2 separate regions of the Homo sapiens genome follow, and region 1 is linked to region 2. A link is an interaction called in ENCODE POLR2A ChIA-PET data of the cell type or tissue named here. Cell type or tissue: A673. All regions are shown on one strand. Each heading gives the region's core, and the rest is flanking DNA. Links, peaks and the distances in the headings are about the cores only. Region 1 overlaps QTMAN (queuosine-tRNA mannosyltransferase). Region 2 overlaps QTMAN (queuosine-tRNA mannosyltransferase).

What was found. Peaks named below come from ENCODE experiments on the same cell type or tissue, not always from the same donor. Only the 100,000 strongest peaks of a DNase experiment are listed, where the experiment ranks them.
Region 1: POLR2A ChIA-PET joins it to region 2 with 10 read pairs; 2 of 35 experiments call an interaction of 5 or more read pairs at or near these places.

What each region holds. Positions count from the first base shown.
Region 1 is chr2:144,310,521-144,327,207 of GRCh38, forward strand. All of the region lies in intron 1 of QTMAN (queuosine-tRNA mannosyltransferase), which reads right to left. Among named protein-coding and RNA genes, the nearest start is that of QTMAN, 14 kb to the right of the region's middle. RefSeq lists an enhancer at 1-10 and a silencer at 13,533-13,582. In A673, for the core only: no CTCF peak of the experiment used is centred there; DNase peaks (open chromatin) are centred at 8,071 and 10,211; H3K27ac peaks cover 3,023 bases.
Region 2 is chr2:144,137,629-144,154,315 of GRCh38, forward strand. QTMAN (queuosine-tRNA mannosyltransferase) reads right to left here. Exons shown (of 12, transcript NM_001376312.2): 5 at 7,944-8,111; 6 at 4,254-4,427. Among named protein-coding and RNA genes, the nearest start is that of QTMAN, 190 kb to the right of the region's middle. In A673, for the core only: no CTCF peak of the experiment used is centred there; no DNase peak of the experiment used is centred there.

The DNA.
Region 1 (16,687 bases), core at 7,887-12,886, 180 kb after region 2:
TCAGGTTGTGAGAAAAAGCTGAGAGACCAGTCAAGAGGCTACTAAAATAATCCAAGTAAGAAATGACAGTGGCTTTGGCCAGGTAGTAGTAGAGGGAGTGAAAGGTGATAAGATTCAAATTCTAAATATATTTTCATGGTAGAGTTAACATGAACTACTGAGACAAACTGTGAATGTGAAAGAAAAAGAAGAGTCAGGGATGACTCCAACGTTTTTGGTTTGAGTAACACCAATGGACTTAGATGGCGAAGATTAAAGATGAAACAAGTTTGGGTAAAAAGATCAGCTCAGTTTTAAGTATTTGAAGATTTATATTCCTTTAAATATCCATATGGAGATGTCATAAGACAGCTGGATATGTGTCTAGAGTTCAAAGAAATAAAGATTTTTTTTTTGGCAAGTAAATCACTGGATATGATGGTATGTGTGTACGTGAAATTTTTAGGAAATAATCCATATTTGATTTTAATATATCAGGGCTTCAGCACTGAGACTAATGGATTGTTTGTGTGTTTTCTGATTTACATAAATCCATACAAGTCTGCTAGGCACTTCACACCTTTATTTTCACTTTCACATCTGAAGTATAGCAATATGGATAGATAAGGTGTGTATTTAAGATAATAACATGAACAGACACATTCCTGGAGCCATAGCTATTTAAAAGTGACACTAGCATCAAGATACTCATTCTTATTCTAGAGAGAGCTTTAAAAAACAATCACTTGTTATGAAACTAATTGCTCTGCCAAGTGCTTCTTAGGATATGTAAAAATCATCATCTTCTCTACATTTTACTGTTTTAAATCAGGGAAAGTAATAGGCTTTGTGATTAGACTTAGAAGTTTGGTTTTGATGCTTATAACCATCCAGGTACTAAAGTGAGTAACGTTTCCAACTTGATAATGCACGCTATAGCTCATAAAGGAAGACACATTGCGCATCACTAGAGAACTGCAAAGATGACATAAAAATACCAAGATTCAACTGGAATTATAACATGGGCAAGCAAGCTTAATTGATGGTTGAAAGCATTATTTAAAAAGTAAAATTATCATTTTCCAGTGTGAATGAGAATTACTTCTCAGTCACCCATTTCCATGGCTTTGTTTATTCCCTCATGCCAGAATGCCTCTCTTCCTACTTGATATCCTTTTGTTCTTTCAAGATCCAGCCCAAAGTTGGCCTCCTCCACAGACTCCTCTGAACCCCAGTGGTATTCACTGTTCTTTCCAAATTCCCATAGTACTGCCACTTACACATTTAAAGTACCTATGTCATTCTGCCATGAATTAACTTCAGCTATTTACACTAAAGCAGAAGCTCCCTGAGGACAGAAAACACCACAGCCATCTTTGCCTTTCATGAAATGCCTAGAACAGTACCTTACATATTCTGTTTAAGCACTTACTAAAGGTTTATTCAACTGAACAAAAATCCTATTGAACTAAAAAACTGGTCAAGTGAACTGAACTCAATGGAATATATGCTTTCAAACATATTTCTCTGGATCTCACTTCCCCATCTCTCAAAACCCCAGATAAATTCCATTATTTCTCAGTCACTCTCAAGTGACTTCACAGCAGAGGGGTCATCAGTTACAGCAAGCAAAAAGGTGACCCTTCCATCTTTCATAGTCCCCTATTGTGGGAGTTACATTCTTTTTTTTTTTTTTTTTTTGAATAAAGACAAGAGTCTCACTATGTTGCCCAGGCTGGCCATAGACTCCTGGGCTCAAGTGATCCTCCTGCCTCAGCCTCCCAAAGTGCTGGAATTACAGGCATGCAGGCATGAGCCACTACACCCAGCTGGGAAATACACTCTTAGGCTAACCTCCCATTATCCCGCCCACAGTCCCTTCACATGGCAAGCAGCCCTCCTTGGCAGGATCCATCCAGATAACTCAAGTCTGGTTACCTCCCACCATGACCACTTGCACGACAAAAAAAGTCATGCCTTCTTAACCATACAAGATGGACACATGCAGACTCCTCTACCTACTGCTCTCTCACTCAACATGCCATCTCGACTGACGCCAGTCATTCTCCTCCCCTCCAGGAACAAGTCTATGTTCAAGTGTGCTCCCAACTCTCAGAAATGTTACGTGATATGGTTAGGCTTTGTGTCCCCACCCAAATCTCATTGTAATTGTAATCCCCAGGTGTCAAGGGAGGAACCCAGTGGGAGGTAACTGGATCACTGGGGTGGCTTCCCCCATGCTATTCTCATGATAGTGAGTGAGTTCTCCTGAGATCTGATGGTTTACAAGTGTTTGGCAAGTTCCTCCTTCACTCACCCTTCTCTCTCGCCAGCCACCATGTAAGATGTGCCTACTTCCCCTTCCACCATAACTGTAAGTTTCCTGAGGCCTCCCCAGCCATGCAGAACTGTGAGTCAATTAAACCTCTTTTCTTTATAAATTACCCAGTCTCAGGTATTTCTTTATAGCAGTGTGAAAATGGGACTATGATCACGTTTTCTCAAAAACTCTCTGGAAGGTGCCACTGCAGCACAAGGAAACAAGATTCTGCAGCTCATTAAACATCCAGACAAACTACATATCAATTTACACTTCTGGCAGACAAATCCAAATCCTGGGCTGGAAAAAAAAGGTCCATTTGGGGAGAAACAGGGAAATGTCACAAAACTAACTCCCCACTAGATTAACAGCTCCATCGGAATGACACTTTTAATCTCTCTTCTAATTTCTCCTATATGCGGGAAACAGGTGTTGAGGGTGAACCAAGTCTATTCTCTTTTACTAAGCCCCACATCCCTCTTTAGAAAGCAGGGTTACTTATTACCCTTTGGTTTCAGCTTTGGAGCTTTAGCAAAAATACTGAAACAAACAATTCCTAGTCATCATTCTATTATCAAAAGTGTATAATTCCCCTACATTTACCACTTACCTATTATGAGACCTCTCATTTTAAGCAACTCAATGTGAAATACAGATTTACAAAAAAATGAGGGGGAAAGCTACTGACTAAACATATCAAGGAAAAAGAAAAAAGGAGATTCTTCATCTGGTCATACAAATTTTACCTTAAAGATTAGTATTATTCATATTTAATTATATATACATTTCATGAAGAGCCAACTGTTTACAATGGAAAATGTCCACATTAGAATTTAGATTAAAACATGCTACCTGCAAAATGAAAATGAAAAATTCTGTGCAACCAACCAGGTCAATAACTGCATATCTACTTATCAATAATTTCATATATACTTAATCAATCTTATTATCATTAGAGTTTTTTTTTTTTAAATAGATATATCTTTAAAATATACTAGATTTCAGCTATTACATGAAGAATACTCCTACAGGCTCTCTGGCTTTGTAAAAATCATTTAGTACAAACCAATATTCTTGGTACAAAATACAGACATCTACAAACTTGAACTAACAATGCATGGTAGAAATGGGTATAACCATTTAGGAAAAGTTATACATATAAAGTTATATATATAATTATAAAATTAAAACATAGCAATCCTATCAAAGAATAATTTCACTCAGGTATTTAACACAGAGAAAATGGAATACATGTTCATAAAATGACTTATACAAAAATTCTGTTTATAGTGATATGATTTGCAAGAGCCAATAAATAGAAAAACAGTCAAATGCTCATTAACTGAAGAATGGTAAACAAATTACATAAAATAAAACACTGCTCAGCAACAAAACAGAATGAACCACTAATACATGCAACAACATGGATTAATCTCAAAAACATTATGTTGAGGAAAAGAAGTCAGATACAAAAGGGTATATACTCTATCATCTCATATATATGAAGCTCAAGAACAGGCTAACCTAATCTATGGAAATAGAAATCAGAACACTAGCTGTCTGTGGGGAGATGAGGAAAGGGAAGGCCTGATAGAAACAGTGCATTAAGGGGGCCAGACGCAGTGGCTGAAGCCTGTAATCCTAGCACTTTGGGAGGCCAAGGCTGGCGGATCATGAGGTCAGGAGATCGAGACCATCCTGGCTAACACAGTGAAACTCCGTCTCTACTAAAAAATACAAAAAATTAGCCGGGCATGGTGGTGGGCACCTGTAATCCCAGCTACTCAGGAGGCTGAGGCAGGAGAATGGCGTGAACCCGGGAGGCAAAGCTTGCAGTGAGTGGAGATAGTGCCACCGCACTCCAGCCTGGGTGACAGAGTAAGACTCCGTCTCAAATAAATAAATAAATAGAAACAGTGCGTAACGGAACTTTTAGGGATGATAAACTGTTCTATTTTTTGAAAGTGGGATAGTTAACATGGGTGTACACACATGTCAAAATTCACTTAAAAATTGGTTCACTTTATTGGACATAAATTATACTCCATAAAGTTAATTTTAATTTTTATGTATTTATTTATTTTGAGACAGGGTCTTGCTCTGTCGCCTAGGCTGGAGTGCAGTGGAGTGATCTCGGCTCACTGCAACCTCCACCTCCAGGGTTCAAGCGATCCTTGTGCCTCAGCTTCCCAAGTAGCTGGAATTACAGGCACGCACCACCATCCCCGGCTAATTTTGGTATTTTTAATAGAGATGGAGTTTCACCATTTTGGCCAGGCTGGTCTCAAACTCCGACCTCAGGTAATCCACCCGCTTCAGCCTCCCAAAGGGCTGAGATTACAGGCATGAGCCATCGCATCCGGCCCATAAAGTTAATTTTTAAAGTCACATCTGATACCTTACTTCTCGAGGATGGCAAGGATAGCCAGTTAAAGTGTAATCTCTTGCCCAAAAGCTGAAAATAATATGGATAATAATCATAACAAACTTATAGCCTAAGTCAGATTCTAAATCAGAAATCCAAGTCACCCAGTATCATAAGATACAAGGATAAGTCCAGCCTATAGAAATATCCATAAATGTTCCCAGAACAAATGGGAACAATCAGCATGTCTTTTCTTGGGAAGCCATTACCTGAACTAGCTGGTCACCTTTGACCACCATAAGATAGAAATACAACTTCATATTAAAGGTCACTTGTTCCTTCTTATCCAGTATTTTCTCTGTCTCCTGGCAGTCTTTGAGCAGCTCACTCACATATTTCAGTAACATCTATTTCTAAATCACTTTTCTGCTCTCTCTTTCCAAGTCGTCTCCCTCTTTGAGAAAAACTTTCTAGGACTATTGTACTCTTGAATAGCCCTCCTACTTCTCACCTCTGTCCAACTGTCTTATTTGTTTGCCTATGATCTGTTTGCCTTTTTACTTTTCTGTATTTTCAAACAATTAGAAAAGTATTTTTCACTCTAACATTTTGAGTTCATGATTTCATTCATTTTTACCTGTCCTGTCTTCATTACCACATCCCACACCAAGGTGCCACAGTACTCACATTTAAGCTCTGCCATGACACTATCACCTTGGCTGTGCTTTACTTCACTCCCCCTGGGGGACAAATAGCAAAGCCAAATATCCCACATCATTTTGCTCTATATCTCAAAAAACATAACCAGATCATCTGACTCCAACACCCTACTGCACAGTTGCCTTTTGTATTTAAAAATGCTAGCCTAGGCAACATGGCGAGACCTAATCTCTACAGAAACTAAAAAAATTAGCTGGGTATTATCACATGCCTGTGGTCCCAGCTTCTCATGAGGCTGGGACGAGAGGACTGCTTGAGCTCAGAGGTTGAGGCTGCAGTAAGCCATGTTCACATCACTGCACTCCAGCCTGGGCAGAGTGAAACCCTATCTCAAAAAAAAAAAACGCTGCTGCTAAGGCCTTGTTCCTAACCAAATGGGTCCTTTCCAAGAAGATGATATTTTGTTACAGAGCTGCATATATCTGCTTGTAAAGCCTGTAAACATTTACAGTTCTTATTTTAATGAGCTTCATGATACCATTATCCAGTTATCATCCCTGCATCCCAAAATGTTTGGTAGTCAGCTTTGTATCAGATGACTGCTTGAACCAGTCCTCTTTCAAGTACTTTTCTACAGATTCTATTTGGAGGTGATCCAATTCAGCTTATGATATATAGCAGTTTCTTTGGTAGCTCATGATCACCTGCCCTCCGTATATGAGTTTTGTACCATGGCATCACTTACACCTGAAAGTGCAGCTATACAATACTTTACTAATAATAAAGGCAACCCATTAGATGGTTGAGTTCTAGTGTCCAGATACAATATTCGCAAATATGTCACTGCTTCTCAAGAAGGCTCCAATGTCATTCTACAACACTAACATGAAGTCATTCGTGTTAAAAGCTGTTAATCTTAAAATCTCCCTACATGTATGCTGGCCTTTCAGATTTCTTTTCTATTCACTAATAACTTATCAGACAATCACCAGAAAGAAAAGGTCTCTGCACAAAATGAGCCACTAGCTGTATGATTCTCTATTTCAATTCTTACTCTAAGACTTTGTATACACCATTTAACTTGTTTCCTCATAAGGAAATTGGGATAGTTGCACCTGTTTCAAGATTTTGGAAAGACAGAATTTATGCAAAATGTCTTACTCAATGTCTGGCATACTGGAGACTTACTAAACAGTTCATAATGATAACAAGCCACTGTATTCCATTGATATACTTACTCTAGCACCCTTTTCAATCCAAAAATAGAGTGTTCATCTATGATCTTACTATCTATCACAACACATTTAGATCTCATTCTCCCTTTTATACTCCACTCATTTCCCAATGTCTGGAATAGCCTCACTTTCTCCATTCAAAAAATTACCTCTGACTCTCTTTAAAGAAAAGCATTTTAACCAGGGATTTTGAGGTTGGAGGGAAAGGTGGTTAGAAAGGGACCCATTTAAATAGTCACTGCTATACTAAAATGAATAAATTGGTATGCAACAAGATCTTCAAGGGGAAGGAAGGAAGGAAGGATGGAAGGAAGGAAGGAAGGAAGGAAGGAAGGAAGGAAGGAAGGAAGGAAGGGACAATAAAATGAATACAGCAATGTATACCTACTACACCCTTACCTTACATTAATTTTTCTCCAAAATGTTTTCTGGAGTCCACGAATGCCAGGATCACTGCCTTCCTCATATCCTATAAATATCACGACTAAATGGGTCCTTTGTAAAAAACACTGGAGAAAAAGATAAAACTGATGAATTCTCAAGGCTTTCCAAATCCCAATGTTTTGTCATTTCAGAAAGCAATTTATGAGAACTCATCAGACAAGGGAGTGGAGGAGAATAAAGCTAAATACTCTTCTGACCTGATACAAAACTAGTTTTAAACATCTGGATTTTTCTTCTTGATTATATTCAATAAATCAATTAATGGCTCAAGAACCATCTAAAAGATGCTTTTTTTTTGCAACTGTGTTCTCTAATTCAATTAAATGGCACTATGCACTCTAAAATGAACAACTTTTTTATACTCACTCTTATGAGATGGCTCTCAATTTTAATATAGACAGGTAAACTTAAAATAACTTCAAACTATCAATCTATATTTATGTATTCATTGGCATTATTATATTTTGAAAATGGTTTGCCTTAAAAGGAAAAACATAAACTGCAATCTACAGTGTTCTATTCATCGTCCCTTTCCCCTTATTGAAGGCCTCCAGAAAGGCCACAATGGACTTCTTAAATAGAATGGGATATCAATGTTAAAAACCACGTATTTCTTATTAAATTTACCTTATCTATAAGGTAAAAAGGTGCCTGCTGCTCTATTTAAATAAACACACACACACACACACACACACACACACACACACACAAATTGTGGTCCTTCCTAAAGTGACTTGTATTTGAAAATGGCAAAGCTTTCCAAATATTAATCACAGTAATTCCAAATTCAGTTCTCAAGGTAGTTCAATTATGGCACAATAAATGAATGATGGCATTTAATTCAAAATCTCTGAGTTTTAGAATCCAGAACATCCCTTTCATTCCAGATTCAAAAGAGTTTAAGGTATTCAAATGCTACAACACACCTGTCTTTCAGTTACAGGCATTGCTTCAATGAAAAAACAGCTTAAAAACCATGAAATGAAATCAATTCCACATAAAGCTATTGTAAGATTCTGATCTCTAATCTGACTTGTAAATTAGATGTGTGCAACTTCCACTATCCAGCAACCTGCAGATCTTTTTCCTAGCAGGATGGCGATGTTAGTTGCACTGCACTCTGACCAAAAACATGCAGTGGTGGCAGTGGCACACTGAAAAATTGAATAGTATATCCTTTGAATAAAGATTTCAAGGTAAGTCATGAAGGAAACTTTACTGTTTGTTGATGAACTGTATATGCTATATAAAAAGTAATCTATGGTTTATATCTAGGCTGTAGAGTTTTTGTTGAATGCTAAGATTTAAAAATGTTGAAGATTCACTGAGGGAAAAAAATGGGATTCAACATTGAGAGAATCCATGCACCTCATTTCCCAGCACTGCTTTCAAATACTCTATTACTGGTATAAATAGTATACCAAAAGTAAGGACTCTCAACCAAATAAAACATCAATTTGGTTCAGAGAATACTTTGATGTTCCAATTTCTTCTGATTCAATACTTCTAAAAAACAAAAATACATAGGTTTATTTTCAGTTCATACCTGCTTGCCAAATCATTTTAAGTGAATTTAATTTAGTTGATAGGTCTAAAAATATTAATTTATGAATTCAACTGTTCTATGGACACTAACACCATACAGTGTGACTCTTTACTATTGAAGAGTCCACTGAAAAGGATGTTTTCCTAGAAAATTCTGAGTATAATAGCTTTTTGCAAATAGAAACATTTTAAATACTCTAGATGAAGGCAAAATTTCAAGAATCCTCCAGGCAAACACTTCCACATGAAAATCATAGTCCTGAAATTAACCCTTTTAGTCAACAGATGTTTTTCTTTACTGTATTTCCCTTACAGTGAGATAACCCAATACTAAAAGGTGATAACTATATGAGTTTCATAGATATAAGATCTTTAAAGCTTGATTACCAAAGGAATTACATTATGGAATGATAATATAATACACATTCCCCAAGTAAAGCTCAAATTTACTTCAACCACACCAACCAATACCACCAAAATTTTTTTTCATTTATATATATATATATTTTTAGTCCTGAAGTCCTTGGAATCATAGTAGGGCTTGGTGCCATACTGGTGTCACACTCTGCCAGTCATCCAAAGAATATGCCACACTTCTTTTTCAACTCCTTTGTCTACCAGTGCATCACTGGACCCAGCAGGCGGCTCACCCAGACAATTTCAGTAACGGATTTTGGCTCTCTGTGCATAATAGATGGCAATCCTTAGGAAGTATCCAGTTTGTCTCATAGCTGAGAGATTTGAACCTGCTGCAGATGTCACATATAAATTCTTGGATGGATTTTTATCATCAGTGTCACCTATAAAATAAGACAGTGTCACCAACAGCATCGTCCTATAAAACATCTATTTCAGCACTGCTAAGCTTTCAGCATCATGACTGATAGTAATTTATTTGCCTGAAAAGGGTCAACAAACTATTGCCTGGGCACTAAAATCCGGCATGCAACCTGTTCTTGTATATCTATGATCTAAGAATGGGTTTATATTTGTAAATGGTTGAAAAACCAGATTTTTTAAGAAGACTAATATTTTGTGACATGTGAAGATTATATGAAGCTAAATTTCCACTTCCATAAATAAGGCTTTATTGGAACATGGCTATATTCTTTCATTTAGGTATGCTTCTACAGCTACTTTCAGGCTATAGTGGCCAACTTGAGTAGGTGCAACAGAGTCCATAGGGTCCATAAAGACTAAAATAGTTACTGCCTGGTCCTTCCAAGGAGAAGTTTGCAAACCCCTGGCCTAAATTATTTTTTTGGTGAGTAGGTAACATGATACCTAGTGTATGTCACATGAAGAACCTAAGTGGAAAGACTATAATGTTTCCCTGTCTTACTTCTATCCATTCAACTAACAAGTATTTGTTTGGCCAGACCTGTTACTACAATGCAGACAGCTCTAGTCACTTTGGTCTCCCTTTTGGCTCAGTTTTGCCTCAATCCAAGGGGTTAATATTGACTTTGGGCAGGAAGAGGACAAGGAGCTCACCTTCAGGTCAAATTCCAGTTCTCCAACTTTGGCCTGCTCCATGTCCCCAAACTCTCCTGGTTCTGAATTTCTGCTTTATATCAACCATTCTCTGTAATGGACTTCCTGTACTAGACATCAGTCTAGTCTGGCAGTATTTCCTGCCAAAGACATGTGGGCAAGGGGCTGAGTCACGGCATTCTTTGAACTATGCCAGCTGATCATCAGTTCTATGCCTGCTCTAACAGCCATCCTGCATGGTGGATTTGTTTTGGGCACCTTGTGAACAGTCTGCATATTCCAACACTCCTCTTGGCTTCCACTGTTCCTCCTGGTTATGATTGCCCCTGAAGTTCATCACTTTCATTTTACATTGAAACTTCTGGCCAAAGACTTGTTCAACATTCCCAACTGGCCTGTCTTTTTGTTATTTGAGTTCAGTTCATATAACAAGAGACCAAGAAAATTTTATCTATATAGATGGATTTCCCAACTTAGAAACACCCAACTTAAAACATCTCTTATGTTTTAGCATCTGCTCCAAAAGAGAATATATCACCCCCCACAACCAAGTAGTATCCAGAATATCCGTTTTTTCCCTCCAACACTGCTAGTTGGCCCAAAGTTTCTATACTTGCTTCATCTGAAAGCGTTACCTATCACCCACCACCCACGTGGGATGCCCAAGATATCTGTGTCTCTTGAGCATTGCTTCAAAACGCCTCTCTTGCTGTCACTAAAGCTTTAACAACCCTGTTTCTGTTGTGAGGGAAAAAGAAGAGTTTCCTGCCACTGCTGGACTGCAATGGAGGAATGTGTTTGGCTAGATTTCTAGAAGTCAAAAGTATAATTCCACACAAAAAGATGTTAATTAGTCCATAATGAGGCTGAAACACTCATACTATTAATGGCACTACAGAACCCATCTGTAATTCATATTACATTGTTGCAGATAGTTAATTCACAAACGCAGTCATAAATTGTAGATTGACGGTACTAGAAAATAGCTTTAAAAATGTCAGGACGGATTAGCGTATGGACTTCAAAGAAAATTGGTTTATTATTTGTTTATTTGATTAAGAGACAGAGTCTCACTCTGTCACCCAGGCTGAATACAGCAGCACAATCATAGCTCACTGCAGCCTCAAATTCCTGGGCTCAAGAAATCCTCCCACTTCAACCTCCCAAGTAGCTGGGACTACAGGTGTACACTACCACACCGGGCTAATTTTTTTTTTAAATTTTTTGTAGAGATGGGGTCTGGCTATGTTGACCAGGCTGGACTCGAATTCCTGGGCTTAAGCAATCCTCCTGCCTCTTCTGTAAAGTGAGAGTCACTACAACCCTGAAGTAATCTGCCATGGTGAACAGCTCCAAAACCACAGGTATACCTCACAACCAATAGAGTGGTATCAAGTGTGAACAGGCTGACAAGAATGACCATTAACTGTATCTCAATTTGGTATGGCAACCACATAGGTAGCATCCATTTTAAAAACAAAAACCTTCTTACCCTCTGAATATTTGGAAAATGTCACAGTAGTCCACTGATACATTCTTATAACCAGAAAAAGAAACTAGAGGCATGTTAAGTCCATATTCCAAAGGAATACCCAAATGATTAAAACTTCAGAACTTTGTTCATTTGATGAATCTGGCCTTCTTTCCTTAAAGAAAGAGTTTTCAATCTCTTTAGTCAGGACCACTTTGTGTTCTTAAAAATTAGTGAATACTCCCAAGAGCTTTTGTTTATGTGGCTTGTAATGATCAACATTCACCGTATTAGAAATTAAATGAGAAAAAGTTTAAGTATTTATCAATTTATTTTAAAAACTTAGTAAGATAACATATGTAATAAGACAATACATTTTAGGAAAACAAAATGTTTTCAAAACAGAAAAAAGCTTTCAAAAACAAAAAAGCTTTGTGTGAAAATTATGTTGTTATAAAAGCTTTGCAAATTTCTTTCATGCCTAGCTTAATAGAAAACAGCTGGATTCTCATATTGGTGTCTACATTCAATCTGTTGTGCTATGTTGTTTTGATTGAGCAACATGAAAAAAAAAATGGCCTCACACAAATATGTAGTGAAACGGAAGCACATGTATTAATAGCCCATTCAGATAATTGTAGATGTTCTTTTTTGATACTACACCAAAACTTGACAAGTAGGAGTTTCTTAAGGGTTAGTCGAAATATGGAATCTCATATATATGAACTCTTTGTATTCTGTTACTTGCTTTTTGAAAAGATCTTTCACCCATAATTTTGTAACACTGGTCCCTTTGAAAATATTGGCTCACTGAGTTATACAGATATTACAAATCTTGACACAATTCATCATATAATAGCAAAAACTCACATTCATAAAAATCACCACCCATCATCTCATCAGGAAAATCTTTTAAGTACTGGGAAGCTGACAATAGCACAGCAGGTAACACAAGCTTTCTAAAATTTTAATTTTCACTTGAAAGTTTGAATTTTATCATTGGCAACAAACTGTCAGTTGTTTTCCTTGAAGTGACAGGCTCACTTTGTTCATTTTCAAGAAAATGACTGCCAAATTTCTAAGTCTAAATAGTCACAGTTTGGTATTCATTCTTTCAAGTAAAAATGATGCTTCATGCAAAATTTGGCTAGTTTCACTAGCAACTCAAAAAGAAAAATCACATATGGATTTTTCCTCTAGACAGGCAATGTACTCTGGATATGCAGCAGAAATGCTTTTTGCACATTTCGTATCTCATCACAGCAAATATTAAAACAAAGTATGCTTAAGGGTCAAAATTTAATCAATTAGCAATTGTTATCACTTCTTCAAGGACATTCTTAAGTGAAAGTGGCTTTTTCTTTTTTTCTGTGAATGCACAGCTGTGAAGAATACCATGATTACTAGGTACAGTTGGGTCTTACTGCCATTTAATTTCTAGAATGCTTAGTTTCATCGATCATTGCTTTTACAACAGCAGGGCAAATGTCAAAGCAGTAGAAAAGGCAAAAAGTTAGCGTTACTATGATAATGGTTTTTACCTCATGGACACTCCTGAAAGGGTCTCAGTGATCCCTAGGGATTTGTACGCCACAATTTGTGAACTGTTATCTTAAGGAAACACTAAAAGCTATGAATAAGTCACCATCCCCAAATCCACAGTGAATATCCCCCATATAATAAATATACTAAATATGTGTATGAATTCTTGAACTCAAAAATTGGTCTAATTTGTTTATATAACAACAGCAATTAATATTTAGTGAGCACTTACATGTATTATCTCATTTAATCCTCACCCTAAACCTATTAGTTAGCTGTATACTTATGCTACAGATAAGGAAACCTGTGATGAAGAAAGGTGAAGTTACTTGTCCAAGGTCACAACAGCAACTATCAGTATTTATTGGGTTCAGGCATAACCAAGCATTTTGCATACCTTCCTCTTAAGTCTTCACAACCACCTTTTTATTGTCCTTATTACCCTTTATTGTTCTTTACATCTCTATTCTTTAAATCTTCATTAGTAGTTTTACAGACTAAAACTTTGAATCAAATAGGTAAAGTATCCTGCCCAAGGTTACCGAAGTGGAAAGTGATGAATCATCCAATACAAGTCTGTCTGACTACAGAATACAATACATACTCTGCCTTGCTATACCACGCAGGAGTGTATTATTTGTATATAAATAAACTGATAACTACAAGAGTCTTATACAGTTTTAAAGTCAATTGAGTAAGACCTCTATTTGGAAAGATTTTTACTAATTTGATTACCTCTGTCTTTAAATAGTACAAAACCTACTTCCTTTTAAAATGATATGCTCTAGATAGTTCATTAATTCACACCATTTGAATACGACAACAGATTAATACAACTAAGTTACTAAAAAAAAGATAACACTAAAAAAGACTAATCCCCCCCATCAGATAGGAGAAAACTGAAACTCGGAGCAGTTACTAACTCCCCGCAAAGGCTTGCTGCTCATAAATGGCCCAGAGTCAAAATCAATCTGGACTGACTGTGAAACCCAAAATCTGCAGTCACATTACCTGCATATATTTAAGAAGGCCTCAGGCAATGACCTAGGAATTGCTCACAAGGTCCGGACACAGAGCTTGCTGATATCATACCCACCTACCCAAGGTAATCAAGATATGAATCACCTTGTATCTTAAAGACCAAGAGGTGAAAAGGAAGCTGGTGCACACTGAAAATAAAGAGCCATGTTTTCAGGTGCTTTGAGTAAAGAAAAAAGTAAATTCACTTATAAGGTGTCAGTACACATCTCTGTGGCTGAGACATGCTTGCTTCCATTTAAAAAAAAAAAAAAAGCCTAGAAGACAAACGTCATCACACCTAACAGGCTCTCCACAGATTATACAATAGCTTTCAGATGCCAGGAGCCCAGGAATGCTGCAAACCTTAGTAATTTGCAGCAGATAATCATTCTCCTAAAACTCTAATCAATCCATAAAATTTTCATTTCAAGTTAGGATCTATAAAGGCTAGGCATCATGCCCCAACCCTTTGTTTCTATTTTAAGGGCCTACACTACAAGATAGCTGCTTAATATTTAAACCCAAAGGAGGACAGAGAAGGAATCACGGTTCATCTACCTCAATCCCATATCTTTTATAACCTGCTGTAACTCAACTTTTAGGAATTATAAACATCTTGAGATTGGACAGAGGAGTGTGGCTTTAATTTCAAACAACTTGTATTCTTAAGGAGTCACACACACTTTTGACAGGAAGGTGACAAAATGGAAGGCTGTGGTGTACCACCTAAAACAGCAGGCAGTGCAGGGGAGAGATGAGCAATTATACTCGTCACAGAATACCACACTCTGGATTCCTGTGTAGCAAAGAAAAAACAAAACTATAGAGCAACTTTGCCTCCCCCATCAATGATTCCTAACATGACCTAAAAGAATCACAATCTCGTAAGCAGCTAACAGATATATAGAAAAAGAAAAAAGGAAAAAAAAAAAATCAAGATTGAGGTCATGTACCTTGACATGCATCATTTACACCAAAGATTCCCCCACTTATCTGAATTAATTTCATGTACCTCATTTCATTCAGATAATTGAAGTTTTCCTTTTAGAGTTGTAAAGTGTTTACCTCAACATAATTAGTAAACTGTCCACTTAAAAATACCACTGCAAAAATTACCACCCCCTCGCCTCTACACATATACACACACTCCACTACCATTAAAAGTATAAGATTTTGGCCTTCATGAGAAACTTAATTCAAAAGTCCTCTTTAAAAAATTAGCACAAGAAATTTTACAAAAACAGTTGCAGTCATTGCATTTTTAATACGGAGTGTTTGCATTACTTGTTACAGACATGGTAATTTGGGTGTTCAATACATGACTACTGTTCTGAAACCAAATTAAAGGTTTAGACTACTAAAGAGTTTGATGACTTGCCTCAAAACAATAACTGGGATTGTATAGAGAACAAAATCAGAGGTCTGTCTTCTTTATGAGCAGGCATTTAAAGGCCTTTTAATGAGAATTTACTCTTTAGTATACAATTACTAATGAACAAAAATAGGGCCATTAAACTCACTTCTTCATAATAAAACTAATTGTAAGAAATATATACATATTAATCAAATTCATGAAAAACTGAAATCTCCAATGCCTTACAAGGCAACATAGTGAAAATTATATAACTTTTCTTCTTAATTAAATGTCCTGTCAGGTGACTGATGCCATTTTTTACATGGATATGCCTACAATTTAAAATACACAGACTCAGCCAGGAACGGTGGCTCACGCCTGTAATCCCAGCACTTTGGGAGGGTGAGGCGGGCGGATCATGAGGTCAGTAGATTGAGACCATCCTGGCTAACACGGTGAAACCCCGTCTCTACTAAAACTACAAAAAATAAGCCGGGCATGGTGGTGGGTGCCTGTAGTCCCAGCTACTCGGGAGGCTGAGGCAGGAGAATGGCGTGAACCCGGGAGGTGGAGCTTGCAGTGAGCCGAGATTGCGCCACTGCACTCCAGCCTGGGCAACAGAGTGAGACTCCATCTCAAAAAAAAAAAAAAAAAAAAACACAGACTCTCCAGTACTAACGATGGCAATGAAACGTCTAAGCTTCTTGAATTAATTTTAAACTTCTATATGAACACTGGCTTCCCACACTGATAACAGAACTTATTGTTGGGAGAAATTTATATCTAATCTATATGTATCACCTGCTATATGTACTGAGTGCTAAGGACACCTCCAGGGAACTGGACAGATTCAGTTCCAACCCTGGGGTACACATGATCTAGATGTAAAGACAGATAATGACCTTGCTTGAGGAATGTGTAATAGATACCTGTGATGTTATTTTATATATACCACACAGAGAGAGAGCAAGATGAGAGAGAGAGGAAGATTCCATGCATGGTTCCTGGCTCATAACTACCACAGCCCTTGATCCAGTCTTTTGCTACGACGTGGGTGTGTTAGGCCTCAGGGAAAGCCTCTGACCTTCTCCTGCCCCAAGACAGACACGCCCTGCCCCCAACCCACAGAGGATCCCATTCTATACCCTGGAGGAAGGAATGCTGTCATAAAGTTTTCACAAAAACCCAAAAGAACTGAGTTCAGAGAGCTTCCAGGTAACTGAACACATGGAGGTTCCTGGAGAGAGATGCACTCAGA
Region 2 (16,687 bases), core at 5,251-10,250:
CTCTGCCTATATCTAGCTGTGTGATTACCAGAAGACATATAACTTCTCTGGGCCTTGGCGCCTTTATCCATAAAATAAGAAGAGGAGAGAGAGAAAGAGAGAGAGAGAGTACATGCGCGTCAGAGACAGACAGAGAGAGATCTCATCCAGACCTGAATCCTAAGTTTCTTTGGCTATGACAATACACATGAAACTTTTTTGTGACTTAATAGAATGCAGGGTGGATGCCACTGACCTTTTAATGGTCAAATTCAAGGACGCTTTTTAGTCATCACTTTACTTAACCTCGCTGCTGTGAATTCACTAATGATTATCTCCTTAGAACTCTCTCCCCTTTGTTCCACAGGATAATTATCTCAGTGTTGACCTCCTGACTCTTACTTTGTCTTCTCACTTCAATCTTGGGCTCTTCCTCCACCAACCCCTTAAGTGTCAAGAATGCCAAAGTGGCTCCAATGTTAAAAGGTCAGGATGATGATGAGGAACCCAGCAAAGGAGCCTGAGAAGCAGCAGTCTGTGTGAAAATCAGGGGACTATGTGCCCTAGACAACTGAAGAATGTGTCATGGTGTGTCAAATGCTGCTGCTATGGTAAATAAGATGTGGACTACGAACTGACCACAGGATTTAGAGGCAGTGGTGACCCTGACTAAAACTATTTCAGTGGAATAGTTTTAACTCAGAACAGGAGGAAGGAACTTAGAAGGAACAAGTATAAACAACTCTTTTAAGGTTTTGCTACTAAGAGAAGGAGAGAAATGAGGTAGTAGAAGGGGGAAGTGGAATAAGGAGAAAAAAAAATTTTAAGATGTAAGAAATAATTTTTTTATGTTAATAGAAATAATTCAGATAAAAGGAAAATAGGAATAATTCAGAAGAAAGGAAAATTGATGATGTAGAATAGACCAGAAAAAATTGTTAGGACAATAGTCCTTGAGTATGTGGGATGGATGAGTTCTGGAAAAGAAGTGTAGATGGGGCCTTACACAGAAGCAAGGTTGTTCATCCCCAGTAACAGGTGAGAAGATGGAGAATATGCACCCAGAAGAAGCACATAATTGGGTGGACCTGGTAGTATCAATAAATTAAAGTTGTCTTCTGATTGCTCCTATTTCCTCACTCATCAGCTGAGAATGAAGATAGAAGATTTGGTATTGGAGTGTTCTAAAAAAAGGAGAAGGCATAATTATCTAGAAGAAGGGAAATGCTTGCCAGGTAGTCAAAGGGCCCATCTGAATCTTATGAATCACACATTTAGAACATGCTAATAAGTATGACATGCTTTTCTCCAGTTATGTTTAGTCCATGATTATAGGAAGACAGTATATGAACAAATAGATTTAAACAGACGAGGGGTTTTGCCAATCAAATATGAAACAAAAGGTGTAAATGATTTGAGAGGATATGCAAGAGAGTAAACATAATGACGGAATAAGAAAGTTAAGCTGGACAAAGAAAGAGAAAATAGGACAAGAGTGAAATTAAGTTGGCTCAATCAATGGATGGTAGGGTCTGGTAAGGCCAAAGGATTGTTTGACTCAAGGTGATAAAGTAAATAAATAAAACCAATCTCCTTATTTATATTAGATTCAGCTTTTAGGAGAGTAGTTCTCTATTTTCATGTGTCGATTATAGGACTGTGAGAGGCAGAGGGAAGATAGTCCTCTATATTCAGATGCCAATAAATATGCTAGGTTATAAATTAATGGGAGCGGGGCGGGTAACAAGATAAAATAACCTTTTGTTGTGGGTCTACTGTATGCTAAGCACTATCCTAGGTACATGGTATACATTATTTCATTTAATCACTGCATCATCCCTATGAGATGGTTTAATCACAACCATTAACAAACTTAAGTGCAAGGTCATTCCACAAGTACAGATCACAGAACTAGTAAGTGGTGGTCAAAACTCAAATACATGTATACATGACTACGGCGTCTAAGAGCTTTCCCATCCCAAAATATTCAATACATATAATGAAATGTTTTCAAGAGAATACACTCTCATGCTACTATTTATCTGGTCATTGCGAGTGAGGCAGGAGATAAGTGAGGAAGGCAAGAGGTAGCAGTAGGTGCTGTGAGTCTAATATTAGCGAAACTGCTGAGGTGACAGACATGCTCTGAGTTTTAACAGATAGAAACTCTAAAAATCTTCATTTATTTTGTTGGAAATATGGCTTTTCTCCCCTCCCTAATTAATATCCATTATATTATATAGCGCAATGACTAATAATTTAACTGTATCTTCTGCTTTGTTTTCAGTTAAATTCATTTTTCCCATGACCAAATAATATTTGGATTGGGAGAAAGATACAAGCATTCAAAAATATTTTTTAATCACCTTGGTTATTTTGCCTTTGGAATTACTAAATACTTTTCAACATCTCAACAAAATAATACAGTTTTGAAACTGCAGGCGTTAGAATGATTGTCATTCATGCAAATAATCACTTACTTACACTATATGAGTTTGGGTTGCATAAAGCAAATTACCATTTGAAAATAATTCAAATAACATTCTAGGCTAAGACCTTGCTTATGAATGTTATCTTGGCCACAATATTTCTTAACCTTTTTCTATTTAGCTAGATTCCTTTATGGTAATATCATCCAAATTAATAAACTACTCAACTGCCACAGGTATATTAAACATATGATGTTGCAGAAATACATCGGATGTAAATGAATTTTAAAACATTTATTTAGAATTCTATAGCAGTAATAATTAAGAGGAGCTATAACCATCTACTCACTTAGAGATATACATTTTGCCTATATGTGATATTAAAAAAACTTAAAACGTCAAAATATAAGGTTCATATTTTGAAAAATTCAGATATATAACTGTTCTAGTTAATCACAGGCAAAGTATAACTATCACATTTTTCAAAAGTTGTAGTTCTCTCATCACACATAAGAAAACTATGTCTACAAATACATAGATAATATACGTAATTACATATATATTCTGAAAATTGCTTTGTGATCGTGGCTCCACTTAGCTTTATAGTTTTCAAAACAGCAAATAAATCATTAACTGTTTTTGACAAATGACCTGTAATGACAGGATGCTTGAATGGTAAGTAGAAATTGAAATCAGAAGTCATAAGGCCTAAATATTAATCCAGTCTGTGACAACGACAAGGTGAATACAAGCCAGTCTCTACTTCTCTGGGCCTCTGTTTTCTGCACTTTATATAAAGATTGGGCAAGATGGTCTAACTTAAATTTTATGATTCACTAACTTGATTTTGTATGGGGCAGATTTTTCTTCGATGAAATATTAACAAATAAGACACTCAAATAAATCAGCAATGGGGTGCAGATGAGGACTACCGTTTCTACAGCAAAATATGGGTGAACTCAGTAAGTGTAGAACACAGAAGTTAATGCTGACCTCTTGCATAGCATGTATGGATATTAAATCATTTCCTGCCTTCATTTCAGGGATGAGGAAGAAACAGCTGTTCCTGAACTCTTTTAAGAAAGCAGTCAGTAAAAAACAGCAGCGTCTCCTGCTAGTGTGAGTCCCACTGAAGTACACTTTCTGTTCACAAGGGAGAAATATTCCTAGTGGTAGTAAAAACAGTTTTGCTAGGTTTAATCAAAAGTGAAAAGGAATTCCAGAATGTTCCCTTTGAGCCACATCATCCATTGCTAATTCAAGGTGGGCCCAGCAGCAAGGGTAATAAAAAAAATGTCCTTAGTAACTAAGAAAGAGAAATGGCAATTAGGTACATTTGTAAACCAATATAGAAGACTTAACTCTTTATTAAGATAATATAAATAATTAAAAATAAAGAAAAAATAAAAGAAAATAGCATGAGAAATGAACTAATCCAAGCAGTGAGACTTAACATTGACTTATCTAGACCAGTTCTTATTGTATATATAAATCAATGGGCATAAGCTGAATGCAAAGGTTGAGAAATATGCTTGACAATGACTTCTGTAACAAAAAAAAAAAAAAGAAAGAAAGAAAGAAACAAAACACCGGGCTGCTTTGGCAAACAAATAAATAAAAGAAAAGAAAAGAAAAGAAGGACTCAATATCTGAACTAACTAGTGATGGGTTAGACACATGATGATTTAAAATCTTTGTAAATCACAGCATGGTGAGATAGAACTTAATTCTCTAACTAACCATACTTATGCTAAAAAGTTAAAACTGGCATGAAGAACATCAATTTTTATACATTTGAGGAATAATTTATGACACAATATTGAGAACAGAGTCAAACATACTGACCTGCTCACATCAGGAAACCTGATGGGAAAGTAAATAACTTGGCACTTGGGTCTGATGATGCTTTCCAGATCCTTGGGTCTGTGATCAGGAATCAGCTTCATAAATTTTCCCATGGAAGTGAGAAATGATTCCATATTAAAAACTGAGTTGAATACAACCACATCAGCCACCAGGCTGTAAAGGTAAAAGACAAATGCAAATGATGAGCCCAGACTCATTCAGAGTAATTTTTATCAACCTAAGACCTCTATGGATTAATCAGAGTTTATACTACACCTTAGGTTTGCAAAGAACTCTTCACTTCATATCAGTATCTACCAAAATGTCTCTAAGAGCTAAGTTGGTTTCATTAGTGTTATATCACAGGGAGTTGATTGGTGGCATCAGATTTGAAAGGCAACAGGGAAATAGAATGATTTAATGGGATCGCATGAGACTCCAAACCAAAGCATATTTTTCCACAATGCCAGGAACTTTCTATATTATCAACAACACTACGTACAGCAATTCCTTTTTCTTCGTGGCCCAGCTACCCATGTTGAATTTCTGTCAGTGATGTGCATCATTTTACACCATACTACCGAGAACAGAGCATCTGTCACACTTCTCACTAACTTCAAGAAGACTAATTCAGATAAAACTACTTTCATACTAAGGCACGATACCTTCGGCACTATTTGGTTAAAGTCTACTTCTTGCTGTAGCTTTTACTTCAAGAAACTGTGTTAAGTTTTTAAAAGTTCTGGGACTACACAGAAAGGATTATGGTATCCCAAAATAACTTGTTTCACTATCATATTATATTATATTGGGCTAGCCAGAGAAATAGAAGAAACTGGTAGAAATGCATCCGGAAATCCAGATCACTAGGTCCTAACTGATTACATAAAGGTACATATAAATTATAAAGCGCCGCAACACCATGATCTTCGAATTCAATGAAATAAATGTGGTAATACCAGTCCGCAACAACAATGGTTCAAACTTAAGATTTTTTAAATTTCACAATGGTGAAAATGTAATATATATTCAATTGAAACCATACTTCGAATACTGAATTTTGATCTTTTCCTGGGCTAATGGTATGTGCACAATATTCTCTCACGATGCTAGGCAGCAGCAGTGAGGCACAAATCTCAGTCAGCCACATGATCACAAGGGTAAACAACCAATACTCTACAGTGGCCTGTGCTGCCAGATGATTTTGCCCAACTGTAGGCTAATGTAAGTATTCTGAATATGTTGAAGGTAGGTTAGGCTAAGCTATGATGTCTGATAGGTTAGTTGTATTAAATGCATTTCAACTTATCATATTCTCAACTCACAATAATGGGTTTACCAGGCTGTAATCCTATCGTAAGTTGAGGAACATCTGTATACAAGATTAAAGGGATAAAGCAATTGGTTTTATTCCACCCTAAAAATGATAGATCAATACTACTGGAAAGAAGACATGTTATGTCCACAGGACTGCAGAACACCACAGAATAAGTAGAGCTTATAGAATAGGAATGCCGTAGCCAAACGTCAGTTTAGTTTAAGTCATATTTGCTGAGACAGCCAAATTTACTATTACAATGTTAATATCTAGCAGAATAAAAAATGAACAAAAAGAGTGTTGGCCTGCTACTTCCGTGCATCCCTTGAAAAAAACTGATTTTCTATACAAGTATTGTTTATTAGTTGCTACCTAGTGCAAATTTGGGGGGTGTGGGTGATTACAACACGAACAATACAAAGGAATGTCACAGAAGTGCTGACACAACACTAAGCAATAAGGAAGCTAATATAATAATATACCAAAAGTTGAAGGATGTTTTACAGCTAGTCTTGTTTTCACCATATGTCACATATTGTAATAGTGACCTACAGGTCATAATATATAGTTGTGACATGTGTTCATAAGTCAGAGGGTTAGTGAAATCACTGTTTAAGGTGAGTGCTTATGTCAGTCATCTTTAAAGTCCTTAACTGCCACACAGTCCAGAAAGAAATCTGACAGTGCCAAAAAAAGCAGAAGTCAGCAAGAAAACTAAAGAAACATTTGAGGAAGCAGGAGTCATACTTTTCAAAGAGAATCTGAACAGGACTGCCTTTTGACACTCTTATTTTTCCTCTGGACAACTGTGAACCATTTTTTCCCCATTAAGAAGCCAACTGATGATGAAGTACACTTCTCTCTCTCCAAGCTTGTCTATAAGTTTACCCTCTTGAGAAAAGCAATGCTGAAAAATCATGTACAAAACTTTTATAGTCTCATTCCCTATCAGCAAAAACAATGTTTTATGAAAGTGAGGAGGAATCGAGAGCTGAATTGTTTTTAGATAGCTTCCCTCAAACGGCATGTGACCCAATGACTTACATTCTTAAAAATCCAGTCTATGCTAAATTAAAGATCCAAGATAGTTTACAGAAATATCCTTTTTGGTACATTTCCTCCCTGATATGAGTGGATGTAACTTCCATTAACTTTAAAGCCACCCATAAAGGAAAAAATAGACTTAGTTTTTTTCCCAATGATTTCTCAGGGGTAATAAACACACTATCTGAGGAAAAGAATGATGCTAATTCAAGAAATCAAAAGAATATTACAAATGTTTTCCATATTGATAAAGCACAAAATGATTTTATTTTCATTTTTAAAACATATTTTCCTTCTCTGTTTCAATATAAAGTATTTTAATTTTATTATGAAATTTTAAAACGGCTGCTTTTTTTATGAGACATTTGACGTGAAGCAGTTGCACTCTATTTTGATAGCACTGCTACTTCACAATTGAAGCAGCTTGTAAAAATGATTGTAGGAAAACATTCACAAAATGCACACAACACAGAATTATTACTATATAGCCATTTTTCTATGTCAACTAAACTATGAAACATTCTTGCAAGAATTGCGGGTCTGTTCAAATACATCATCAAACCCAGTTGCTAATAGCTGTTAATAAAGATAAATAAAATGTACAAAATCACTGACAAACAGATTCCGTTTGACTGTTGCAGTTATGTGAATAGGATCCAATAGCAAAGCCATTTCAGAATTGTTATTAACTTCTTTCATTAACTAAGCTTCAGGAGATACACTTTGTCGAAGTAACAATAGAGGACCATCACCTTTAAAATGTCATGGTATTTTAAGGCTGTGCCATTTCAGAAGACTCAACGAAGGAAAAAAGAAAACACTACCTAAGGATTCATTGTCCATAGTCTTCTCTGTCTTACAATTTAAAAAAAAAAAAAAAAAAAAGGCGGGGGAGACAAAACCCCAAGTTGCTCCATTATGCTTTAATTTTTACTTCTCTGTAAAACTCTATTTTGATTTTAGCTGAATACAGTGATCGTGATTAATAAGTAAGAGTTGACTAACTGCACTTTCTAAATGCCTTAAGCAATAGATCATGAAATCAAGGGGTGAAGGTCCCTGCCAACCTTTTAATTCTATTTTGAATGTTGTGAAAAATAGATAATTAGCTCAACATATAATTAGATTGTTACATATATGTATTTTTATAAAATGATTAGTTGTGATCTTACATATACTGCAGAAGGAAGAATTGTTTAAATATTTGCACCTACCTTATGGTGTTTTAAAAAAAGGTGTACAATAGTAGGTCTCCAGATTTAAAACGTAACCACCTACAAAGAAAAAGGTAGCAAAGGGCCAAATATAATGATACAATCCATACCTACCATGAAAGAATTTGGTTGTATCCATATTGGAAATCCCTCTCCTGACATTTCTTGACAGGATATATCAACTGGTTCTCGTGAAAATACAGAATCTTTTTCAGTTTCCCAAGGTCAGGCCGAAGGGCAGCCAGTTCGGTCAGGTTAAGCACTGAACTTGCAAAGAGGGTCCTAGGAAACAAGAAAATTGGGGTTTACTGTCCCAAGTATGTTTGAAGGGATCATGCTTTGCTCTTCTCTCCTCTTTCCTCTTCCCACCCCAAGAAAAACACATCCCCTATAGGGACACATCAATAGTTGAGGCTTAATACCATGTAGCAGCATTCTAAGTTTTGATCTCTTAAAAAGCAGCTGCTTAGAACTATAAAGTCCCCGAATCTCACTGGTCTTCTCAGTGCAGTTACTGAGAAATGTTAAAAAAAAAAAAAAAAAAAAAAAAAAAAAAAAAAAGCCGGATGGATTTTATTGAAAAAGGCAAGAAAAGCTCTATCTGAAGGACAAATGGAACAAAGATAAGACTGACTGCGGAATACTTTGCTTGCCAGTTTCATTACACTTTCCTTCTTTATGCAACCAACTACTGAAATTCAATGTATGAGCAGGAATGGCACATGTTCATGTTATGACATAAACTCTTTTGATTTATGCAATAGACTTATCTAGTATGGTCTTTTTCTCTTGGCATGTTTTCTTACCCTCCCCTCACTTGTAAAGTATCTTACAATACTTGTATTTTTAAAAACATCTTTTCTTCTCCATTACTGGACTGCTAATGGTACCAGATGCATCATCTGTAAAATCCCTTAAAAAGCACAAATATAAAAATTTTATGAAAGGCTGATTCCTCATTTTTAAGGGAAAAAGGGAAACTGAAAGCTTGCCTATCCATGTTTATAAATGAAAAAAGTGTCAATTTACTCTCTCATTCCACATACATTTACTAAATGCCTACTATGTGCCAGGGTCTAACCAGGAAGAACAGAAAAGATGAACAAGACAGCTCAGCAGGATAAATGCTGCCTGTAATAGAGACATACACAAAACATTAGAGAAACAAACAGAAAGCAATACTAATTGTCTGGGACAACCTGGAAATGTTTCCCTAATAAGGTGCCTATTACATACGGACACAAAAGAGGGACAAAGTACAGGACTTGAGCAGCTGAGGACATTTAGATGACACAATTTTGATAGAATGCCACCTTTATAACATAATGTAACATCATTTTACCTTTATGGCTTTAATTCCCTTTCTAAAAAATCAGGTTCAAGAAGGTTAAGAGTTTTTCTAGGATCACACTGGTAGAAAGTTGCAAAGCAGAGAGACTGCTGGTCTTCTAAGGGCTCAAACTGCTTTTCATTACACCACAGATATGAATTGGTTGCAGACCACTTACATTGCAAGTGCTTTTTTCTGTACTTAATAAATACAAAATATCATCCTTGTTATTACCATGATTACAACTACTATAAATCCTCCCTTGCTGACAAGCCAAATGGCTAACTTCAGGTGTTTATATGATCTGCCGCACTAGCCTTTCACATAAGAAGGATTACATAATAAGTGCATATATCACAAGTAGGAATTCAAGTGTCTTCTTCACGGGCTAAAAGAGGCACACAAGACCAAAAGCCAGCAATCCCTCTTCAAACCTACATTGCTATATTAATGTTATAATTTATCTCTTTAAGGTTAAAAAAAAAAAATCTTACCAAGGAGATGCACTTATTTTTTAAACCTGTCTGTCTATACCCAAATAAAAAAAAAATTATGACCAAACAATGCCCCATTTTGTCCAAACATATTCCCCACACCACTACCACATATAAGCCTCTCTAAAACTTACACTGAAAATTCTGAAACATGAAGATATTTGTTTACCTAAAAATCTGATCTTTAGCAGAGGAAACAACAAAATATTAATTTCAAACAATATTTTCCTTAAAAGGGAATACATGGCAACTTCTAGGTCTAGTTATTGCGTAATCCTCCTCTCCTTCTATTCTTTCTTACTATGCCCATCCCTGACCATACATACTATTGCAAGCAATGACGCCCATTCTTAATCATTATCACCTGGGCAAGCATAATGTTTTTCACACACAAGGCAGAAAAATGCATTAAAAGTAGCCTTCATATGAGTTATTAATTACAAAAAATATACCTTTTATGATGGGGAAATCTGGTAGAAACCAATGTAATCAAGTGATCAAACTTACTGTGACCAATAATGGGACAAAGTGATATTATGTATTTCCAAATGTGATACACTGAGAAAGATACAAATCATCAGTATAGTATTCCTGCCAAAAATGCCTAAGCTGAATTTGGTAAGGAATAACCAGACAAATATTCTGCAAAATAATTTGCTGGATCTCCAAAAATGTCATGTCATAAAAGAAAAAAATCTAGACTAAAGGAAATAAAGACACTCAAAACAAAATCCAGTATATGATCCTTTAGTGGACACTGGAAGGGAAAAGAACACCTATTAAGGACATTATTAGGACAATAGGAAAAATTTGAATATGGGCTAATTATAAGACTGCAAGTTTTTATCAATCTTTAATTTCTTAAATACAATAATTTTATTGCAGTTATGTAGGAGAATATTCCTATTGTTAGGAGATTCATGTCAAATTATTTAGATGTGAAATGCCATGATGTCTGCAATAAATTATTAAATAGTTCAGCCAAATGCTACTACTAATAATAAATATTAATATGTATATATTTACAGAGAGAGAAAAATAAAAAATGTGCAAACACATTAACAGTTGATTAATCTATGTGAACAGGTGTGTAGTAATTCATAGCTTCAGGGGATGGGGAGAGTCTATCAAACAGATTTCATGGAGCAAGGCATTGTCGTACTGCAAATTTTGGGTAAGTTATACATTTATAAAACTATACATTTGAAGTAACAGGCATTAAATGGCAGTAAGTAGAAGAAAAAATTCTATATTCCATAAACAATAAACCCATCATATCTGTATTTCTAGCCATATTCCAACTGTTAATTTCTACATGAGGATTATCCTCAGGGTGGACTATCTATAGCTAATGTTTAACCGAAAGGAGCCCTTCACTCTATTTCTACCACATGTCCCCCTACCCACCAGCTTATCCGTAACCAAAGAATTCAACCCTAAAGTTCAGCCTTCCAAAGAAAACCTCCCAAATAAAAGAAGGCAATATATTCATATGAGAAACAACAATAATTTTCATAATATTCCCCATTTGAGACTGCCCACGCCAACACTTCTTTCAGTTTGTTTAATCATTAAAAGAAAATTCACTGTATTTGTATAATTAATCTTGAAATAGCCCTCACTAGTTTTAAATAGTGGAAATTATCTCCATCATCTCTTTGCTTTTCTTGCTCGTAAAACGGTAAAGTGGTCAATAAGCAATTTCTCAAATATTTAGCTCAACAACACCCAAAAAGAAGTAATGAATATGCCCACAAAAGGAATGCAGGTGATCCATAGGCAATTTTTACTCTGCTCCCTACTATCAATTTTTAAAAATTGATAATAATACAATGAATGACATCACTTGATCAGCAGCTAATCCCTGGGCTACAAATGCTCATCCTGCCTCAGGTATTATTTAACCAATAAATCCTAACAAGGTGCATTTTATCATCCCACAGTGTGTCTCTAGCAGGAAAGGACACAAGGTGATAGCAAAAACCACTAGGAACAAGATAATTCCTGACAGCTGCTGCTTGAGCACAAGTTAAATTGAACAGTTTATCTCAGCATGAAGATGTTATAAGGTTTTATGTTTAATATTTTTAAATTAACATAAAACCCAGAGAAAGCAGTTGAGCAATCTTTCACAAACATGACATACTACAATCACTGTATAAGCTGGATTAGTACTTATTACCATGCTACTACAGAATTAAGCTGTTTTTAGACCACCAAAGAGCTTTAAATTGCAACTTTTGTCTCTGTAAGAGAAACCTATATTTAAAATGTCTGCTAAATTCAAATTAACAGCTACATCATTAGCTTACCATTTCACCAAAAGTACAAGTAAGCTGCTACTATAATCATCTAACCAAAACGGCTCTATGCTGCAAGCACATTAACACCATTCCATGTATTTGGGAAAAGGACCTGTACACGTTTCGATTGTTTCCAATACACATTGTATCTACATTTCAAGTCATATATGTTTAAAGAATCCGAAACAGTTAAACACAATGAAATTCGAGATTAAAGATTTTATTATTTTCTGCTCAATTTAAATAAATCAGTTGTTTGCCTTTTACCCTATTTACTTAATATGTAAAAAGAAAAGCTGAAATATACCTAAGGGCAGTAGTAGTGTGACCATTACCATTAAGATGCACACTTTTATATCTTAAATGGTACAGAAGGGAAGTGAAATGAGTAACAGAAGGCAGGCATTCAATATTCCAGCCACTGCCCATACATTTTAGTAATGATTCTTCATGGGCTAGGTCACCTCACTCTTGCCCCATGAAATCTTTTCAGTAGGCCCCTCTCCTCTCCTGAAGCTATTTATGACATAATGAGATAGTGTATACAATTTAACACAGACACCAGTTTGGGCTGTGTTACCACTCATACACAATTTCTTGCATGGCTTCAGGAGGCCTTTGACAAAAGAGTAAATTCTTCTAGCTGTGTCACTTTGCTCAATACCTAAACTCCTGGTCTAGATTCATGTTGCTAAGACTCATTACCTAAGCCTTGGTTCTTTTCTTCCCTCTCATGCATTCCTGTTCCTTGATATCTACTCTCTAGGATCCTGTATTTTCTGTGATGCAGTATTTTCTATGATGATGAAAATGTTCTATATCTGTACTGTCCACATATGACTAGCTACATATGGCTATCGAGCACTTGAAATGTAGCTAGTACTCCTGAGGAACTAACTTTTAAATTTAATTTGATTAAATTTAAATTTAAATCGACTAGCCATATGTGGTTAGTGGCTACTGTATTGGAAAGCACAGTTCTGGATGAACCAGCTTTCCCTAACCTGACACCCATGTTTCCTGAATACAATTACCTGCTTAACTGATTTTCCTGAACAGACCCTTGACCCGCTTGTGATAACCTAATTTCCATGTTCCTCCTGCCTAGATGAATTTCACCTACCCAGCTCTCCAGTTCTGGAATGGCATTATTTTTTCTTTTCCTTCTGAGAATTAGAAAATACACATTCACTATGGAAAATGTTTTAAGCACAAAAAATACAAATAAAGTGAATATCACCCATAACTATTCCAAAGAGAGATAGCTACTATTTGCATTTTGGTGCTCTAAGCATGTGCTGAGCACCTATTATTTGCAAGGCACTATGCTAAATTACAGACATAAAATGGAAAACAAAGTAGCTGAGGCAAGAAGAAGAATGACAGGTTGAGGAACTGAACGAAGACCAAGGAGGTTGGAGCCAATGGGAGAGTGGCCAAAAATAAGGGTGAAGATTCAAAGGTAAGACATGAAAATAATCTTGGTTTTGTGGTAAGAACAATAGGAAGAGCTGGAAGGATTTTAAGCAGGGAAGTGACAAAATCTTATATGTACATTAGGTATATTTTATTTTATTCTTTCCACTTTGTAACAGAAATACATTATTGCATACTTTCATTTCTTGCTTTTAACACCATGTTGTTTTGCCATGTTAAAAATTATTTCTAAAAGGTATGATTTTTTATTACGCTTCATGATATGGTAAGTCATAATATCTCCAACTAGGGCATGATTTTTATACTCATGTCCATAAAGTTTTGAAATCTTCTCTGTATTAATCTCTTATATTTCTTTTGTTTATGTAATTCATGCATATTTAAATTACTTTTTAATACCAGAAAACTTTACTCTGACTACCATATGGAAAGCAGACTGCAAGGAGTCATGAGTGGAAGAAGACAGCAAGAAGAAAAAAAATGACACTGTCTTGGGCTAAGATGCTAATATTGTGAGAGTGTTACCAAGTGGCCTGACTGGGTGTACTGATAACTGTCAGGGTTTGCTGATAAAACTGGATATGAGAAGCGAAAGAGAGGACAGCTATTGCTTTCTTCCCTTTATCACTTCCAAAGCACCTTGACAGAGTTTTAATTACAACAGAAACTCAATGATACATACACACATAAATGAAAATTACTCCCAAGCATTTCAAAAGTCTTTGGTTTCAACATATTTTTTAATTCATAAAACTTGTGTAGAGAGATAACTGAGTTCTAATATTCATTAATCATCAATATACAAAATTCATTTTAACACAATTTGCTTTAGTTGTCAGCTACTTAATCTTAATTGGACCATTTCTACTGCATGTTTAAATGCTATGGATATTCAAAAACTTACAAGAACACTGCCTAACAAAATGTTTCCCTTTGCTGAAACAATTAAAAATACAAGATGGAAGTCTTATCTGAAGGAAAAGGAAACACAGTCATTTAATCTCCCAGGTTCTTGTGGTGGTAATTTACAGGCTGTTTATAAATAGAGTAGCCAGTTTCCCAAAAGCTGTCTCATCATGTGGCATCAATCGGACAGTTTTACTTTCTTCCATCATGTAATTTTCCTTTCCTGTGCTTATCACGATGGCCAGGAGAGCACTGTATACAAAAAAGCACTATATACAGAACACCTGTCAAGAAGGTAGGGAATCAAAGACTGTAGGCACAACCTGCCACTGAGCAGTATCTCCAACATAAGGCTGTTTTCTTAACATCTATCCTTGCTGCCATCATCAGCACTCTGAACTGTCTTACGGATGTTTAAGGAAACAAATTCCATAATGCCTATTGAGCTTCTTTAGCTAAAGGTGTCACTTAAATTCAGGTGTCTCTTAAATTATTCCTGCAAACGCTGAGTCTTTTAACTCTTGGTATCTGGCACAGTGCTTAATCCATAAAAGACACTTTGTAATTATGTTTCTAACAAGAAAGGAAGATACAAGAAGAGAGGGTGAGCCTACTATTTTAAAAAATCTATAAATACATTGAAATTTTTATTGCATACATTTAAACATTTTTTCATGTATGTGTTTATTTCTTTTGGGACTGGAGTTCATTATTAAGAGTATTCTTACAAGGTCCAAGGTAATATGAACCAGAACATTTGTAGATATATCTGTTTTTAGACATTCTATCAATAAGTCAACAAATCAGAACACTGTAAAATCTTTTGACTTGGCAATTTAAGAAGTATAAGATATCACCCCGTTCTAAAAGAACTGACAATATAATTGGTGAAATAAGCCGTAAATACAGGAAACATTAAATAACAATAAAAAAGATAAGTAACTGCTCTCTCCTGCACAAGAAATGTCACAAAGCAGTGTGAGATTGATTACGAATGAAGGCAGAGGCACTAAGTGCTATGGCCACTCAGTGGAAGAAAAGAGAACTAAGAGCAGTGAAAAACCAGGAAGTCTCAGAATTATCAGGGGTGGCAGAAGAGGCCCAGGTCCTGAGTTCTCGGGACTAAAAGGATCAGTGCTATTTGAATTAGTCAGAGAGGGCTAGCAGTTAGCGTTTGGAAAAAAATGAATAATCAGATAAAACTGAAACGGTGGCCCTCCTCAGACCCAGAAGTATCCAGATGCAGGATAAGAAGTTTGTACTTTATCTTTCAGCAATTTGGTGACTCACTGCATGTTCATTATTATACTAACAATCTTTTATTTTTTCTTATTCTTAATTAACTCAGTTTTTAATGCTTATTGGCCAAGAAAAAGATGGTTGTAAAGTGAGAAGATAAAGAAATAAATAAAGTACCACTATAAATCACTATTATTCTCAAAATAAGGAAGATTACTCTAAATATAACCAAATACAGAAGATATAAAACCAGTTCCTTTAGGCTGGGCACGGTGGCTCATGCCTGTAATCCCAGCACTCTGGGAGGCTGAGGCGGGCGGATCACGAGGTCAGGAGATCGAGACCATCTTGGCTAACACTAAAAATACGAAAAAATTTGCCAGGCATGGTGGCAGGTGCCTGTAGTCCCAGTTACTTGGGAGGCTGAGGCAGGAGAATGGCGTGAACCCAGGAGGCACAGCTTGCAGTGAGCCGAGATCGCACCACTGCACTCCAGCCTGGGCGACAGAGAGAGACTCCGTCTCAAAGAAAACAAAAACAAAAACAAAAACAAAACAGTTCATTTAAATCCATGGCTTTCCATGATCACTTTTTGATAATGGAATCCTTTAATCACCATAATATTGTAATGTTGATGGTAATATTTTAAAGGAAGATAGAAAACCACGTATCGTGCAAGGTTCTCTACACACATCACTACCACCACCCCTAAGAGATACGACTTATTATCCTCATTTTACTGGTTAAGAAATTAAAGCACAAGAGGTTTGGTTAAATGCTGAGACAACAGCAGTTACTAAGAGGTAAAGATGAGTTTCAAATTCAAGTTGATCTGGGCCTAAAGCCTCTACTTTTTCACTTACTCCACACTGATTTTGAATCATCTTAAGATTAGTATGTGACTCAGTGTTTTTGTGTTAATTGTACTTATTAGAATCTGTGTTGGAAATATAAAAGAATATAAGTGGTACAAAGAAGAACTATACAAAAGTGAATAGTTTTATTTCAACCCTTTATCCATCACATATTTACTGAGTGGCCAGACTGCTCTGGCTATACAAATTGTGGAGAGGTAATGACCATCAGTAAAGGCTTTCCTAAGGAGATGCACTCTAGGAAGCATCCTAAATAACATGCAGGAGCGAGCCT